Linked DNA regions of Homo sapiens: region 1 is linked to region 2. A link is a contact called in ENCODE Hi-C data. All regions are on one chromosome and are shown on one strand. The core of a region is the stretch at or near the end of the contact, and the rest is flanking DNA. Distances in the headings are between cores, read along the strand shown. Region 1 holds the start of LINC01391 (long intergenic non-protein coding RNA 1391). Region 2 holds the start of PPP2R3A (protein phosphatase 2 regulatory subunit B''alpha).

What was found. A loop is a pair of places that touch in the nucleus more often than their neighbours do.
Region 1: a loop to region 2 is called in a map of ascending aorta, with 6 times the contacts of the local background. The contact joins the promoter of LINC01391 here to the promoter of PPP2R3A in region 2. A Hi-C loop is called at or near these places in 2 of 168 maps with a recorded cell type or tissue (CD8-positive, alpha-beta T cell and ascending aorta).

Annotation. Positions count from the first base shown.
Region 1 is chr3:138,942,770-138,945,855 of GRCh38, reverse strand. LINC01391 (long intergenic non-protein coding RNA 1391) reads left to right here and starts at 1,836. Exons shown (of 3, transcript NR_121649.1): 1 at 1,836-1,890. FOXL2 (forkhead box L2) reads left to right here. Exons shown (of 1, transcript NM_023067.4): 1 at 1-1,632. The coding sequence ends at 264. RefSeq lists an enhancer at 744-1,333.
Region 2 is chr3:135,964,454-135,971,045 of GRCh38, reverse strand. PPP2R3A (protein phosphatase 2 regulatory subunit B''alpha) reads right to left here and starts at 5,318. Exons shown (of 14, transcript NM_002718.5): 1 at 5,197-5,318. RefSeq lists silencers at 4,842-5,121, 5,252-5,481 and an enhancer at 4,926-5,744.

The DNA.
Region 1 (3,086 bases), core at 587-3,086, 3.0 Mb before region 2:
CCCCACCCGCATCCGCACGCACACCATCTGCACGCGGCCGCCGCACCGCCGCCTGCCCCACCGCACCACGGGGCCGCCGCGCCGCCGCCGGGCCAGCTCAGCCCTGCCAGCCCAGCCACCGCCGCGCCCCCGGCGCCCGCGCCCACCAGTGCGCCGGGCCTGCAGTTCGCTTGTGCCCGGCAGCCCGAGCTCGCCATGATGCATTGCTCTTACTGGGACCACGACAGCAAGACCGGCGCGCTGCATTCGCGCCTCGATCTCTGAGAGCCCACCGCATGCCGGTGCAGACGGATGCGAGGATGCAGGGACGCGCGACGCCGGCCCCGGTCGCAGCCGACGACGCCGCCGCCAGCCTGACCTCACACCCTCTGGGCCCGCCTCTGGAGCCAGCGCCCAGGGTCCCTCTGTGCTTTTTCGCTTTCCTAAGCTCCTGTCGCTCCTCTTTGTCCCCTCAGTTTATGTCCTCCTGTGCTCACCTCCCTGACCTCTGTGACCTTGCACTCCCCTGGCCTGAAGCTGCCTCTCTGCGCGCTTTCTACTGGGCTCGTCTCTTTCCGGAGCCCCAGCGTCTCCTGCCCAAATTCACCGCGGAAAGGGCCCGGGGCGGAGGTGCGACCGGGCGTCGGCAGCGCAGACCTCTTGGCCTTCTCTCACAGGTCGGTGCGCTCGCTCTCCGCGTTCCCCGCCCGACTGCCGTGCAGTCCATGGCTAGACGCGCCGGACAGGACTGATGGCGGGACCGCGCTGCCCGAGAAAGGGACGGACCAATACGTGTGTTTGCTCCGCGAACCCTCTTGAAGCTGTTCAGAAGCCGCTTGCCGCGGGGCCCACTAGGCGGGGCGGGGGTTGGGACCCAGCGGGAGCCGGGGCAGCCTGGCTCCACGGCCTGTACTCGGTTTACACCGCGGGCGGGCGCGGAGGGAGGCTGCGTTTCCTCCGCTATCAGTCCCGTCGCTTCGGGCACCTCCGGGCCCCGGCGGCTGGCTAATGTTTTGTTTGAAAGATCGGTGGAACTTTTTAAGAGAGTATTTAAAAAAAAAAAAAGGAAAAAAAATTCACCGGGCAACCGGGGAAGTATTGTGGCCTTGGAGTTTGCTAAATCCAAATATGAAAATCAAAAGCTTTAGTATTCCTCATCTTCTCTTCTGGAAGATTTGCGTTAGAGTTTTTGTTGGGCCTTCAAAAAGCTGTGTTCAGAGTTAGGAGAATATATCCAATAAAAGATGGTTTCGTCTACCAATTGGGGAAGTTTCACCCTCTCCCTATCTGAAGAAAAAAATCAAAAACAAATGTCCCCGGATCTTTCGATGCAAGTCCTGGAGGCAGGGAGATCACTGCCTGCCTGGCCCACGCTGCTGGGACGGCTCGTCCTCCCTGCTTTTTGTTTTTCAAACCTCCTGCTTCTCCCACCTTGGGAAGGAGAAATGTGAAACCCGGCAGCGGCCGACCTAGGCGGTCTTGTGGCCCGGAGCCGGCCCGGCCCGAAAACCATAGACCTGGTTGTACTGTAGCTTGTTGTTTGGGGGACCAAATTTTCTAGAGAGAACTAGAGCACTTTTGTTGTGTTTTTTTGTTTTGTTTTTGTTTTTTGCCTTGTCGATTCCCGAATAAATTTTGTGTTCCTTCTTTTAACACGGACTTCTTTATTTCTGTCGCTCCTTAGTTCAGCAGCTAGTTAAAAGAGGAAGATTTTCAGCAAAATTTTATCTTTTTCAGAATGAGTTAAACAAAGATTGAGAGCAACCGGGGTGGCAGGCGTTTGTGGCTGTCGCTGCTGCTTTGTTTTCCTGGGATTGTTTGTTTTCTGTGTCATCACTGGCCCGTTGCGGCTGTTTAACGTCAGCAGAAAGACTTTTTCTGCCGTGGTTCGTTCACAAGGCGCGACTGTAGGTAGGACTTGGTTTATTTTTGTACCTATTCAAGTTTGTATTCTACCTCATACACAGTTGTACTAGGTGTATGGGCTGGCTGTGTTTTTATTATTGTTCTCAAACTTTTCGATTTTGAGTCAACTATAACAGCCAAGAGTTTGTTCCAAACATTAATAGATAAAATTCTGGTTGTGGAAATGCGCTGCAAACTGCTAACCTCTGTACAAATGTGAGAAGTGACTGCTTTATTATTTTTAATAGTCAGAATTCATTTACCTTGAGATATGGGTAGGAGATTTGGAGGTTTCAGTAAGGATTGAACATACTTCGCGGCTGCAGAAATTTAGTCTTTTTTCTTTCTCTCTCTTCCTTTACTGAGATCCCCAAATAACGAATTAAGATCCATGCTTCCGCGCAGGCACACAGGCGTTTGACCTGGTTGCAGTCTGGTTCTCCCAGGCGGATTAGGGGGTGGTCGGCTTTCACTCTTCTGATGGGATAGATGACTTCCGACTTCTGATAGGATAGATCCGCCGGTTCTTGCGGGCTGCTGCTCAGCTGAGACTAGACCCCGCACCCAGCCCTCACTGCCCCCCCCCCGTCTATCTCGGGGCCTGGCCAGCAATGTGGCGGCAGGTCCAGGCCGGCTGGTGGGCCAGGAGCGGTTTTGCGCCACGGGAATGAGCCTGCAGGCCTCTCACTTCAGCCCTCCAGTGGTCAGGCGGTAGGAACCTCAGGGTGGTATCCTGTTATGTATAGTTGGGCCCAAGTGGCTTCTGCTCAGAATGCCCCCCGCCCCCCACAGGCATCCTGCGAGAGGCTACAAGGCAGGAGACCAAGCCACGGGGATTCTCAGGGGGCATCACCTCAAGACTGGGACTGGAGCTTACCAGGAACCGGCAGGAGCAGGATGGAGAGGGAGGCTCAGCTGGAGCAGGAAGCCCTAGAGGCTGGTCAGGCCTGGTGTCTGGGTGCCTTTGGTGCCCGGCTGCTCCACTATCTGGCTAAGGGGAGTTGCAGAACAGAAAGCAGCCTGCTGTGTGCATGTCTGTTTGTGCTTTGTCTAGCGTGAAAATTTAGCCCATGGGCAAGTAATTGTGTAGTCTGTATCTGCTGCAAATGTGTGTGTACAGTGTCAGTTGTGTATTGGTGACAGGGTGGGAGGTGTGTGTGTCTGTCATTCGCCTGCAGAGTGGGCATATATTTTTGGCATTG
Region 2 (6,592 bases), core at 4,069-6,568:
CAACAATATAGTCTTTGTTCATCAGCTCAATGGGAGGATGATGTCAGGGTCACTGGAGCCCAGATCACCACTGGCCTTTAGGAGCTCTACAGCTTTCCAGTTGAGAAAGAAACTTGTGGCCTAATCACCAACATCTGAGTCAGCCCCTTCAACAGTCCTGGCAAAATTTCTTCTCAGTAAAAAGTAGTCTCCAAAACAAGACCCCTAAGAACGTGGGAGAGGGGTAATCAGACACCATTGACCTACATCCCTAAAAAGTTAGGAGAAATGTTTGAGTAACCAACAGACTAACACCTACATTGTAGGCATGTAAGACACCTCATCCTCCCTCACCACTTCCTCTTTTTGGGCAAGCTTCTCAAAGGAATTTCCAACACTTGCCACTCCCATTTCCTTACTTTTTACCCACTTCATTTTGGTTTCTGCCTCTTCCAATCTAAAATGGTTCTTGCTGAGGTCAAAGACTCCATCTTGCTAAATTCAACAGATCATTTTTGTTCCACATCTTTACTTGATGACACCTCTCTATTTGAAACATTCTTCTCTCACCTTTTATGATGCATCTTAAACTAGAATTAGATTGTGAAGGAAACAGCTAAGACAAAAACCAAATATTGTTTAAATTACTCTTGAAAATCCTTTAAATGGCCCGTTAAATATCGCACACCTGTATACAAGTAAATAAAACTTTTCTCTCTCTCATTTAATAAAAAACATGGTAGAGCGCATTCAGTTAAGTTTGCACACTTTAATTCTGAGCAAGGCGTCATTCCACTGTACCTCTGTGGCCACTTCTCATTCTCTTCCTGGGCTATCCTCCTCTACTAAACTTCAAAATGCTGGGCCTGAGCCCTTTTTTCTTAATCTCTGTCAGTGGTTCTCAACTTCCACAGCTAAGTGGAATCACCTCAGATTCGTCCAAGGCAGCAAATCAGATCAAGTAAACAGAAAAAGAAATTTCTTAGGTGGACCACAGCATTAGCATTTTTTAATCATTCAGTGATTCCAATGTGCAACCAAGATGAGAACACTGTTCTATGCTCTCTTCCCAGACCAGGGATCACATGCTCAAAAGCCTACAGTCAGAGAAATAAATGAGCAAAGTGGGCCAGGCATAATTTTAGGGAGTGGTGGGCTCTGTAGTGAAATAGAAGAGCTGCGATCATCTGTGACTTAGCTCCAATTATTGCTGCCATATTGGAAAACCAACTCAGTAGTGCTACATTTTCTCATTTTTAAAGAGAAACCCCAAATCTGGATTTTTCATGAGAAATCTTCAGATTTTAAAATATTGGCAACTAATTCAAAATTAAACAATAACAAAACCACTGTATGGGCAAAACATCTGTGAGTCAGATTCAGCTGTAGGCTACTGCTTTGCAACCACTGCCCTAGATAATTTCATCCACAGCCTTTAATTTACACCTAAAAATTCGTGCCTCCAGTTTAGCCCTCTGCTCTTGGCTCTGAATTAGAATTGTCAAATGCTTATGTGACCTCTCACTTGAAAATCTCAGCAGTCCCAATGTAAACTGTGATTTAAACTCATCTCAAAACTATTTATCCTTAAATGTTCTTTACTTCAGGTAACACCACCACCATTCACTGGTTGGGCAAGCTAGAACCCTGGGAGTCATCTTAGGATCTCATTTCTCCCTCTCAACCCTTGTACCATATCAACCACCAAATCCTATCAATTACGCCTCCTAAATATATCTCATGAATATATGTACTTCTCTCCATCTCCAATACGACCATTCTTTTCTCTCAGCCACCACCTTTTCTCTCCTATGTTATCCACAGTAACCTTAATTAGGGGCAGCTGTCTCCCACACTCAATCTTGTTTCCTTCCAAAGCATTCTAATATGACCAGAATATTTTATAATCACAAATAATTACAAATATATACACATATACACGCATTACATAAATATATACTTATGTAAATATATGTGTTTGTGTGTTTATTTCACCCAACAATTCCATTTCTAGGAATTTACCCTATAAATATATTTATTCACATATGAAACAGCATATTCGTAGCACTGTTTACGGTAAATTACTGGAAACAATCTAAATGTCTGTCAGTGGGGGAATGGTTAAATAATCTATGGTATATCCATACAGTGAAATACTGTACAGTCATTCAAAAAAATAAGGAAACTATATACTGAAGTGGAAAGATTCCCAAGACATTTTTAAGAAAACAGAGTGTACAGTATGCTACCATTTGTGTAAAACAGTAAGAGGAAAGATATGCATTTCCTTGAATGCCCACAAAAAATGTCTACAATGATATACAAAACTAGTATCAGTGGTTATTCCTTTGGAAGACAGGGAAAATGGTAGCTGGGGGAGGGAGCAGAACCCACCAAAAATGCTCTGATTTGCTTGGAGGAGGGCCCAGGCGTCGGTCTTAAGTTCTGGTGGTTCTGATGAGAGTGTTGGACTGAGAACCACTGCTTAGTGGACAGCCTTTGCCTATTTTCCTAGCTTCATTTTGTGTCATCACTCTCCGTGTTCCTGGCTTCTGGGTTCCCAAAAGCGGCCCTGTTCCTTTCTTCCTCAAGGTATTCACATCTGTTCCTTCTGCCCGGAATATTGTTCCCGTGAGCTTCACCTAGTAACTCCTGTTAATCCTTCACCGTCCACCTCAAAGGTCACTTCCCCATGGAAACTTTCCCCAGTTTCCAAACTACATCAGGACATCTGTTTTATGCACTCAGAGCTGCCTGTACTTCTCCCAGAAATTAACACAATCGTAATGAGATAAATGTATATTTATGCATGTATACATCTGTCACCCTCCTTAGACTATAAGGTCCAGGCATGCAAAGTTGTTTTTACTAATCTATTTCCATACCTAATCTAGTGTCCAGTTGGCAAAACAGGCCTTCAGAAATCTGTTAAATAAATAACTGTTCCCGCCCTCAAGCTTAGTATAGTAAACACCTAAGCAAATGAGGACAATGCTGCGTCACTAGTGTTAAGGCAGCAGTCTGCTCACAACAGTGGTTCTTAACTAAGGGTGATTTTGGTCCTCCTGGGGGACATTTGCGATGTCTGTAAGCATTTTTGATGTTCACAACTGTGTGTGTGGAGTGCTACTGGTATCTATTCCTCAGTAAAGGTTAGAAATGCTGCTAAACATCCTACGCTGCACATGATAGCCCTCCACAACTAGAAATTACCTGGCCTAAAATGTCAACAGAACTACAAATGAGAAACTCTGACTCAGAGGACGATAACACTCAAAAGAGCTGTCAATTGCACTTCTGAGGGTGGTGATTTTTAAATATCTGTTTTCTTTTTGGGGGATGGGGGGTGTCAAGCAAAGCTTCAGGGCAGAGGTGAAGCTTCAGCTGTGTGTTTGAAAGGTAACAGGGGCCAGATCAGTGGGGACTATGTTTGTCAGGAGCAAGGAGGAGTCTCTGAAGAGTTTAAAAGCAAAGTTATGATTTGAACAGGTGCCCCCAAGTACCCTATACTCCAAAATTATTCATTTCCTTTTTTCCTTTCTCGCTGAAACAAAACTTCCATTCTCTCAGAGTAGCTGGTTTCAGCTGAACATTAAGGCCAAATTAATTCAGCCCAAGATAAAGTCAGATAGGCCCTTCACTCTCCAGAATGTTAAGCTACATTTTAAAATATGCAAATACTTATGAGTACAAATAAATCTTTAACTGCTCAATGTTCAGGTTGTCAGTGCATAAAGCTATTTTTGAACTCAACAGCCAGATTGGCCCCAGTAACACTTTCCCAAAGCTTTGTTTTTTAAAAACCTTTTTGATCTGTTTCCCCGTTCTCCTAGAAATCTCCTAGATTTCTGAGCTCCTAGATTGTATAAAAGATCTAAGTTTTTTTCCACAAGTATCTCATGCCATTAAGTTCTTCTGCCAGAGGTGATAAAAGGGCCATTTGGATGCAATAAATGTAAATAAATTGTGTGTGTAAATTAGCAGTGGCTTAGAAAATTTTTAAAAGGCTTTCATGGACTACTGAAAGAAACTGAGATAATTTTTAACATACCACCAAGAAAAAAAAACAACAGTTTTACTACAACACAAGCCGGCTGCCTACTGAACTGGACGCCCATGCTCTGACCTAGTATGGCAATTCTTAGGGTCTAGGCGCTGGGTTCTGTTTACAAGAAACTAAGGCCTGAGACTAAGGAAGAACAAAGAAAAATGCCTGGCACCAAAGGTGTGGGGGATGTTTTGTACATAAATGAAGATTTGAGGAGGAATACTTCCTCAGATGTTGGAAGGAATTACTCTTTTTTTGCTTACGTGTTAAGAATTTAATGTTTTCAGGCCATTTCCTAATTAGAAAATACCTTATAATTTACAAACAATAATTTGTCTTCCCCTACATTTGCTGACCACCAAGACTGGATAAAATTTCCTTAAGCTTTACCAGAGTGGGAGGACTGGGAATAACGGGAGCACAACAGAGTTCGGATGCAACATCAACTCCAAGCCCGGCCAGCTGGTTTCCATCGAGAGGTCCCCCAGGAGAACGCCCCTCCGCGGCGGCGGCGGCCAGGTCGGCGCGGGAGAGACCCACCGAGGCGCTCCAGCGCGGCCGCGGTGCAGGACCAGGGGCCGCCCGGCCTCCGTTTACCTTTGTTTCAGGTACCCCGGCTCCTGGCGGGCCGGGAATCCCGTCCGCGGCCCGGAGCTGGTGACACATCCTTCTTTGGCCAAGTCGGGCCGAGGTTGGGCAGGGGGCGGGGAAGGAAAAGAAAGCCTCAGCGCCTAACGACGTGACTCTCAGTTCTTCCAAAACGCTGGCATTTGTTTCTCTGCCAGGCTTTCCTGTTAACAAGTTCCCGAGGGCTGTGCGGGCGAACTGGCCCAGGAGCCCTGAAAAGTGGGAGGGCCCAGGCCGCCCCCGCCTACCCTCCTCCGCGGGCGCCCCTGGGGCAGGCAATTTCCACACCTCCCTGGTGCCGTGTCCCGGGACCGGCCGGCCGCGCCGAGGCAACGCACCGCACCGCACCGCACCGACTGGAATTCCGACTTCCACAGCCCAATCAGCTCCGTGTGGCCCCTCTGGCCAGGCCGGTCCCCGCCCCCAGGTCCCGGCCCCGCCCGCCCCGGCCTCCGCGCGCCGCCCCGAGCCTCGCCACCCCCTCGGGCCGGGACGAGGGAGCTGAAGGCTCCAGGCCGTGCGGCCAGTGTTCCTTTGCCTACCTCGTTGCCCGCGGCTCCTCCTCCGGCGGCTCAGCTCGCGGGCAGCGCTTGCCTCCAAGCCTCCCCGCGGCGCGGACTCTCGGGCTACGAATGCGGCGCGTGAAGAGCGGAGGCCCGAGCGCGCCCCGCCCAGCCACCCGCAGGCCCCTACCTCCTTCTCCTCCTCCTCCTCCTCCTCCTCGGCCCCACCCTCGGCGGCCGGCCCGCCCGGAGCCCCGCCCACGCGCCAGGCCCCGCCCACTCTCCGGCCCCGCCCCCAGCCTACGCCCCGCCCCTCTGGCCAAGGCAGGAAGGGGGCCTCCAGGGGCGCCGCGAGAGCCGCTGTGGCCTCGGCGAGGGCAGTCTCCTGTATGGCGGCGCCGCGGGGATGCGATTCGTGGTGGTCGCTGCTGTTTGACAGATTCGAGTCTCTTGCTCGGATTTATTACTGTTATTGTCATCGTCAATATTGTCATCGTTGTTATTGTTATCGTCATTAGTTGTGTTGCCCTCTTCAAGGGGCCTTCAAGGAGGCCCCTTGAGGGCAGCGCGCTGCTGGCCAGACATTCCCTGGCGCTCCTGTCTTCCCACAGTCCTGCACCTGCGCCACATTTCACTCAGCCCAAGAAGTTGTGTGAATTTTAAAAGAAGTGATACTTATTTTTAACTGTTATTGTTAACTGTTACTGTTAAATAAAACACAAATATAGACAGCCATATAAAACCAATGTACAGCTTAATGGATTATTCCGATACACACACCCTTATAACCACTCGCCAGATTTATTAATAACACCGTGTAATATGGTCTGCTCTGAAACAGAACCTCATTAATAGCTGGAAGGACATAGCCTGGAAGGGCCTCCCAAAATTGCCCTCCTTCTAACTGCCACAGTACTCAAATGTGACAGGTCCATAATCATGCCCTCTCCAAGAATATATTTGTAAAATGGAAATTTCTCCAGAATTAGGAACCTCCAATTGAGTATCTTCGTAAAAATCTTGATAAAATGATAAATCTATAAATATATAAGCATATAAATAACAATAAATAAGTCAATCAGTTGGGTTGAATACCATGAGTAAGGAGCATGGGGGTGGGGGATGGGAGGTATGTAAAGACTTAAAAGGATTAGGTGGGCTGTGAGGACAGGTCCTGGGCACCTGGGTTGTTCTCACTGTCTCCCCAGCACCTAGCATAGCACCAAGCATATACTAGGTGCCATATGTGTGTGTGTATATATGTGCATTGTACATATATGCACATATATGTGTGTGTGTGTGTATAGCACAAGGAAAGAAAAAATTATGTAAGATAACCCCAAACAAGCTTTACATACTGAAATTTCACCCAAGGTCAATCCTCCCAGTAGCTAAAGTGTGCTCTGTGAGATGCCTTGATGCCCTAGAGAGAAAG